2 separate regions of the Homo sapiens genome follow, and region 1 is linked to region 2. Evidence: chromatin contacts called from ENCODE Hi-C or POLR2A ChIA-PET data. All regions are on one chromosome and are shown on one strand. The core of a region is the stretch at or near the end of the contact, and the rest is flanking DNA. Distances in the headings are between cores, read along the strand shown. Region 1 overlaps LOC105374257 (a long non-coding RNA gene). Region 2 holds the start of ETV5-AS1 (ETV5 antisense RNA 1).

What was found. Hi-C counts contacts between places; a loop is a spot of excess contacts on that map. ChIA-PET counts read pairs that join two places held with the same protein, here RNA polymerase II (POLR2A).
Region 1: a map of chondrocyte shows a loop between it and region 2 (2.1-fold over the local background). The contact joins the enhancer-like site here to the promoter of ETV5-AS1 in region 2. A Hi-C loop is called at or near these places in 2 of 168 maps with a recorded cell type or tissue (chondrocyte and tibial artery). POLR2A ChIA-PET finds 5 or more read pairs at or near these places in 4 of 52 experiments (OCI-LY7, Panc1, WTC11 and 1 more).

What each region holds. Positions count from the first base shown.
Region 1 is chr3:186,136,283-186,139,874 of GRCh38, reverse strand. All of the region lies in intron 2 of LOC105374257 (a long non-coding RNA gene), which reads right to left. Among named protein-coding and RNA genes, the nearest start is that of ETV5, 29 kb to the right of the region's middle. Within about 2 kb of position 1,399, at least 2 of the 41 ENCODE cell types and tissues checked have a DNase peak (open chromatin) inside an H3K27ac peak, as active enhancers do.
Region 2 is chr3:186,077,680-186,081,082 of GRCh38, reverse strand. It overlaps ETV5-AS1 (ETV5 antisense RNA 1), which reads right to left and starts at 1,913. Exons shown (of 2, transcript NR_046594.1): 1 at 1,742-1,913; 2 at 136-523. ETV5 (ETS variant transcription factor 5) reads left to right here. Exons shown (of 13, transcript NM_004454.3): 6 at 1-37; 7 at 979-1,266. LOC124909470 (a long non-coding RNA gene) reads left to right here and starts at 1,274. Exons shown (of 2, transcript XR_007096205.1): 1 at 1,274-2,051; 2 at 2,869-3,403. RefSeq lists a silencer at 3,321-3,403.

The DNA of each region.
Region 1 (3,592 bases), core at 150-2,649, 59 kb before region 2:
TAAGCACTAATGATGCCAGACAGAAAAATGCAAAACAGTTGGAGGAGTCAGAAATTCACCTGAAAGTCCGGGAGCGGTGGCTCACGCCTGTAATCCCAGCACTTTGGGAGGCCAAGGCAGGCAGATCACTTGAGGTCAGGAGTTCGAGACCAACCTGGCCCAATATGGTGAAACCCCATCTCTACTGAAAAAACACAAAAAAATTAGCCGGGCGTGGTGGTGCGTGCCTGTAATCCCAGCTACTCAGGAGGCTGAGGCCGGAGAATCCCTTGAACCCGGGAGGCGGAGGTTGCAGTGAGCCGAGATCGTGCCACTGCACTCCAGCCTGAGAGTAAAACTCCGTCTCAAAAAAAAAAAAGAAAGAAAGAAGAAGAAATTCACCTGAAAAATGCAAGTTCTTAATTCTGAAATAAAAAGCTGTTTAAAGCATTAGTAGTTACAGAGTGGTTGGGCACAATATTATTTTGAACAGGTAAAACAATAGAACACCATGTCTGCAGATTTATTTATTCAGCTAAAAAACAGTTTTAGTTATTGTGCCATCACGTGAAGAATAGGAAGCTAGACTCAGGGAGTGGATAGGCTGCTGTGATGTACAGATACTCCCCTCCACTAGGGCAGGACTGATCTGGAAGTGTGTCAACCCCCGAGAGAACATCTGGGAAGCCTGGTTGAAAAGCTTTGGCTCATTTATGCAGGGTAAGAGAGAATTTTTCAATAGGCAAAATGTATGGAAAGCAGGTATCATTCCACTTGCTCTGTGCGTAGCTGCTGGGATCAGGATGGGCTGACTGCACATGTTCCGGACAAGATGGTGGGCAAGGTGGGTGGTGCAAAGGTCTACCAGCTCAGTGATTCCGCCAAACCAAAGAAAAGCAGGCAAAAATGAGTGATAGCAGGTGCCAGAATATTCAGCCTGTCTCAGTCAATGAACGAAACGTGTTTCCCATTTTAAGCACAGCCTAAGGGAGAAGTAACAACTAGAAACCAAGGCCTGATAGATTCCCAGCCTGTGCACGGTGGAGCTACACGGGCACCTACCTGACTTCCTACACATCGAGAGGAAAGCTTTCTTATCCATACCCCAAGTGCGCATCTGCCCGCCTTTGAATCATTAAACACCACCCCTCCCTTCGCCACCCCTTTCCTCACACCATGGAGTTCATAACACCAAGCATCACCTTCTCTTCTCCTGACACTGACACCAGAAGAAAAGGAAGTCTATGTTGACGGCACAGAGATGAAAATTGCCTCCATCATTCTGAGTGTAGGAACATGTTTTCTTCCCAGATCGCCCCCTCTTTGGAAGAACACAATCTCTTCTAAGCTCCCTCCTCCAGCCTAACCCCTGGCCCTGAAGCCCAGGATCTGCTGATCAAACACATGAGCTCACTGCAGCTTATATAAGAGCTCTTGGCAGGCCTTCCCAGAGATGGATGCTGGGCTAGGTCTCTGCACACTTGTGCTTGCCTCGCCTAGGCAACATGACTTTTTGTTTCTCTATCTCCTCAGAACAGAGAGGCCTATTTGTACTACTGTTCATCAGTCGTTTTGTAGTAGGAAAGAGGAAGCACAAAGTTTCTTCCTATTTCCCAGTGATTAAAAGTGGCCCAACTTCCTAAGGGGGAAAATAAGAATTCCAAAGACAAAGCTCACTTGAATGTGCTGAGCCCCCTTCACTCGGCTGTTTTCTGTGATGGGGCCACACCGCTGTGGGTTACCACAGGGGAGCAAGGATAGAAACAGAGTGGGAGCTGGGGGCCACGCCTGTGTGACATTTCGGAGGACTCCAGCTCGAAGGTCCTTTCTGAGATGTTTGTGAGCAGGGACTAGGGCAGAGGGAAAGACAAAATATTAGGTTGGAGCAAAAGTAATTGCTGTTTTGCTTATACTCTTAATGGCAAAAACTGTAATTACCTTTGCACCAACCTAATCGATGAGAATTCCCATCTTCCCCCAAAGGGGAAATAAAAGGACATTTAGGGAAATCTGTCAGATAGTCTCAAAGGTAGGTCATCTGCAAGAAATCCATCCTGCCTCCGACTGACTTGGTGAGAAGTCCCATCCATTCCCAGACTCCATTTTCTTAAAGGAGAAGAGAAACTTTTGGAAACCACACTCAGGAACTCAGAGAAACGAGGAAAGAGAAAAAGCAAGGAAAAGCCATTCATGAACCCAACTTTCAAATTCAGTGGATATTTTGCATGGCTCCCAAGAGGAGAAGGGACGGTTGTATGACAGGATTTGTTTCTCCTACTGCCACTGACGAAAGGAAAGGAAACGCATGAGGCCCTTTGCCGTGCCCGGCTCCCTTCTGCCGCGTCAGTCACTCCAGGCCTGGGGCTCTGAGGCAGGGCCAGGGAAGGAAGACGCAGGCCTTAGCTGTGGCCATTCTCATTCTCTTTCCTGAGCTTCGAAGCCACATCCTGAGGGCACTTCCTACCCACACATCCTCGTCCAGGGAAATGTGCTCATCTCCCTCCACTCAGCACTGGACTTCTCTCGCAAGGCCAATTCTGGTGCTCCCTTCATACCAACTGGCAATAGGGATGTGGGCAAGTCATATTACGGCTCACTTTCCCTACATGTAAAATGGGGCTGGATAGGGTGATTCACACACTTACTAATGGATTCATCAGTGAATATTTTGTTTTTAAAGAATGTCTGTCTGGGCTGGGCATGGTGGCTCATGCCTGTAATCTTAGCACTTTGGGAGGCCGAGGCGAGAGGATCACCTGAGGTCAAGTGTTCAAGACCAGCCTGGCCAATGTGGTGAAACCCTATCTCTACTAAAAATGCAAAAATTAGGTGGGTGTGGTGACGCGCGCCTGTAGCCTGTAATCTCAGCTACTGGGGAGGCTGAGGCAAGGAGAATGGCGTGAACCTGGGAGGTGGAGCTTGCAGTGAGCCGAGATTGCACCGCTGCACTCCAGCCTGGGCAACAAAGCGAGACTCCGTCTCAAGAAAAAAAAAAAAAAAAAAAAAAAAAGAATGTCTATCTGGGCTGGGCACAGTGGCTCACACCTGTAATCCTAGCACTTTGGGAGGCCGAGGCGGGAGGATTACCTGAGGTCAGGAGTTCAAGACCAGCCTGGCCAACATAGTGAAACACCATCTCTACTAAAAATAAAAAAATTAGCTGGGCGTAGTGACTCACACCTGTAATCCCAGCTACTCAGGAGGCTGAGGCAGGAGAATCGTCTGAGCCCAAGAGGCAGAGGTTGCAGTGAGCTGAGATCTCGCCACTACACTCAAGCCTGGGCAACAGAAAGAGACTCTGTCTCAAAAAAAAAAAAAAAAAAAAAGAATGTCAATCTGTCAGGCACTGCACCCTAATCTCTTAATATGTCGCAATGCAGTTCTATTACTTTTTCTCCATCTTTTCCCATCACATTCTGCTTTTCTCAACCTCTACCCACACCCAGAGTCTGCTTCTTCAGCTTTTTTCTTTTATTTTCATATTTTTCTTCACTCTCTGCACCCTCCCCCACCCCAGCATGGTTCTATTTTTAGAATGTTCATACATAAAATCAGAGGATTAGAAAAGGGTTTTAAGGGGCCATCTGCCCACTTTGTTACCTCCAGGCAAACC
Region 2 (3,403 bases), core at 664-3,163:
GTGCTAACTATGGAGAAAAGTGCCTCTACAACTATTGGTGAGTGGGCAAGAGGAGTCGAAGAAAGGCTGCCCAGAAAGGCTCTGGAAGTAGCCATCAAGCTGAATGTTCCTTCCCAGTGTTACTTACCCAGCAGACCCTGTGGTAAAACATATCCTTCTTTCATGGCAGTGTCATCCTCCGGGTGTAGTCCAGTCCCCTTGGGATCATTGTACTGCACACAAAAGAAAACCATTAAAAACCTTGTGGCTCTACAGAGCACTAAGTTCATAGGGTACCCAGTCCTTCTAGGGAAAGAGTCTCAATCCTGGGATACTTGATCTGTGGCTTTGAGGCAGGTAATATATACTTCTTCATGTCTATCATATGTTAATGTGAACTTTAAGCACCAGAGAAGTAATCTCCAAATCAGAATATATGAAAAAGTCTTGAAGCTTGTGCCCTTTACTTAAGAATATCCAGGCCCCAGGAATGAAGCTTTAATTTTAAATCATTCTTTGCTCTAGAAGATAAACATAGATTTGCCTGAAAGGGGGAGGAGAAGAGTTGTTAATTCAAATGATGTCACAGCACAAACAGACCTTCAACACATATTCTGACTAATTCCTGGGAACCCTGGAAATAGTTGGGAGAGGGGACCAGAGAACACCTGGCAAACATACATTCTCCCCTCACCCACCCACCCTACACAGGCATACACGGAGAATTCTTTTAGAAGGAGGGAAAAAGGAAACCGGAAGCAGAGGCTAAAATTATCCTTGAGAAAAATCACTAGAAGTGTTAAACAAGTCCCTGTGACGCAGTGTGTTTGTCACTTTTCAGAGGTACAAATATCCCCTCGGGGCTACGAGCGATTTAACTATGTTAATGCTGTTATTTCCTGGCAACAATGGGCTGCAAACTAGCTTTCTGCTGGACCTGGTAACCATGCTAATGGCTTCATTTCAGCTTAATGGTTCCTTCTCTTTTTCTGTTTACAGTGCCTATGATAGGAAGCCTCCCTCTGGGTTCAAGCCATTAACCCCTCCTACAACCCCCCTCTCACCCACCCATCAGAATCCCCTATTTCCCCCACCTCAGGCAACTCTGCCCACCTCAGGGCATGCCCCTGCAGCTGGCCCAGTTCAAGGTGTGGGCCCCGCCCCCGCCCCCCATTCGCTTCCAGAGCCTGGACCACAGCAGCAAACATTTGCGGTCCCCCGACCACCACATCAGCCCCTGCAGATGCCAAAGATGATGCCTGAAAACCAGTATCCATCAGAACAGAGGTGGGTGTTGATCTGGGCTTCTTCCTTAATTGTCTCCCTCACTCCTATCCTTTCTCACTGGGAGAGGGGAAGCAGTTTGTCTTATTTACCAGGTTCCTAAAAAGTTATCATTACATTGAGGCAGCTTGTGAGGCAAGACTAATGATAATACGAATATGACTGTTTATATACCACCCTGTTCCCAAGGTACTCCAGATGGTTGATGGACTACGACATCCTTATAAAGTAGGTAAGGGAGAGGTAACTGGTATTCTCCCGTCTCACAGAACTAGAGGAAGAATGACTTGCCAGGATAGTCTTGTCCCTCACTGAGGGCAGGTTCCTGACTCCTCATTGGATGCTGCCTACTATTAATAGAATTGAACTTCAGTTATTACCATTTCACTTACATATAAGGGACAATTGCTGATTTATACAAGGTAATATTACTTATCTGATTTTAACATGTTTTAACAGTAGGAGATTAGCTAAGGACCTTATTTGTACATCTGCTTTTGAAATAGAAATCTCCTGGTTACACTGCAGGTGGTTTTTACATTTCTACAGGCATTGAGGCATCAGGAGTAACTTGTCCAGAGTCATTCATTTGTCAAAAAAGTGTGTGAAGGGAACCTTCTCTGCACACTCCAAACCTGACCTCTTTATCTGTGGTATTCTAGAATCTCGGATGCTTGTGGCCTTCTTTTATAGAAGATGTGCTGGGGGCCTGTCTTTATTTCAAGTTTCTCTGGGATAGGGGGGTAGTTGTCAACAATATTACCAAAGGATGCAAGATGGTGGCCATGGTATTTCATATCTATCTATCTTGTGTTAGGTGGATCGGTGTGGGGGCCACAATGGGGCGGGAGTGGGAAGAATATATGAGTATACCTTTCCCAGGCCTGGTCCATTCCAGATGCCTACCAGTATTTACTTGGAGGTCATTTTATTTCTAGATGAAATGCAGGGGAAAAAATAAGGTCCCTTTGTCTGGTTCTGATCCCCTTCCCGTTTTGCTCTGAAAGTCACCATTAAGAACGGCAAAATATGGCTGGTTGCTGTTTATTCCTTGGTTAGGCCAAGGAACACGAACGCCTGTGTTACACAGGGCTCAAGGGGTGAGCACTGACGGGGTTGTGGGGGGCTGGCTCTGGAGTGGGCCTCTATTGCCACCGGGGACTCATCTGGAGGACACAGCTGCCGCTGAGCTTTTGGCAATTGTTACCTTGTACTAACAACCTGTACTTGTGCAGAAGAATTTGGTTACTTGGTTTTTTATGTAAAAATTGTAGACTTTTTTTTTTAAGTTGGCAACTAATTCAAATTAAAAACAACACCTCTGCAGACTAAACAAAACTTCTCTGGGCAAAATCACCCTGCAGGCCTGCCAATTTGTGAACTCTGGCCTAGATATCATTTTTATTTCAATGGTTTTTTGGTGTTTTTAAACAGCATCTTGCTGATTTTCTGCAAGGGTTATGGGGAAATTGGGGAGGAAGTGTGGGGTCGAGTATATATTCAGTATTTGAAACTCTTAGCAAACTTCTATTTGTTATACCATGAACTGTAAAAGAAAATTCCTTTATCTAATATTTCCCCCTCAATCCTTGTTTTTTATCCAAGGGGCTTATGTAACATACTGTATTAACAGTTAACTGAGTTGGGAGACAAATATCCTAGTTCTCCTGGAGAATTGGGAGATGGGTAGCCCCAGTCTCAGCTGTGAAATAAGCCTGTCTCCAGTCCACCCAGCCCCCTGAGAAGGAAGGAGTTTTGGATTCCTGGGATTGATGAGTTATTTGCCCGTGGGTGTTGAAAGGAAGAGAGGAGGGAACCAGAATGCAGGTATTTCTTTTCTTGGGTGATTCCTCCTTGAAGTCTGCCTGTGCATTTTGGACTTACTTCTTGTTATACTCTGCCTTTGAGACTGATGGGTCTAAAATTCAAAGCTCTCACACACACACTGGGGTGATACAGAGATCCTTGAGGTAATTGAGGTGAAGGGGGAGGAATTCTGTAGGTGACCAAATCGATTACAAACAACACTGGGCACTTGGATTTCCACTCAAGAGTGCTGTCCTCTCAAAGTTGAAAGTGCACAGGAGTCCCCATGGGAGTGTGGAGCGGGGATTTTCAATGCAGAGTCCTTGTTAACATT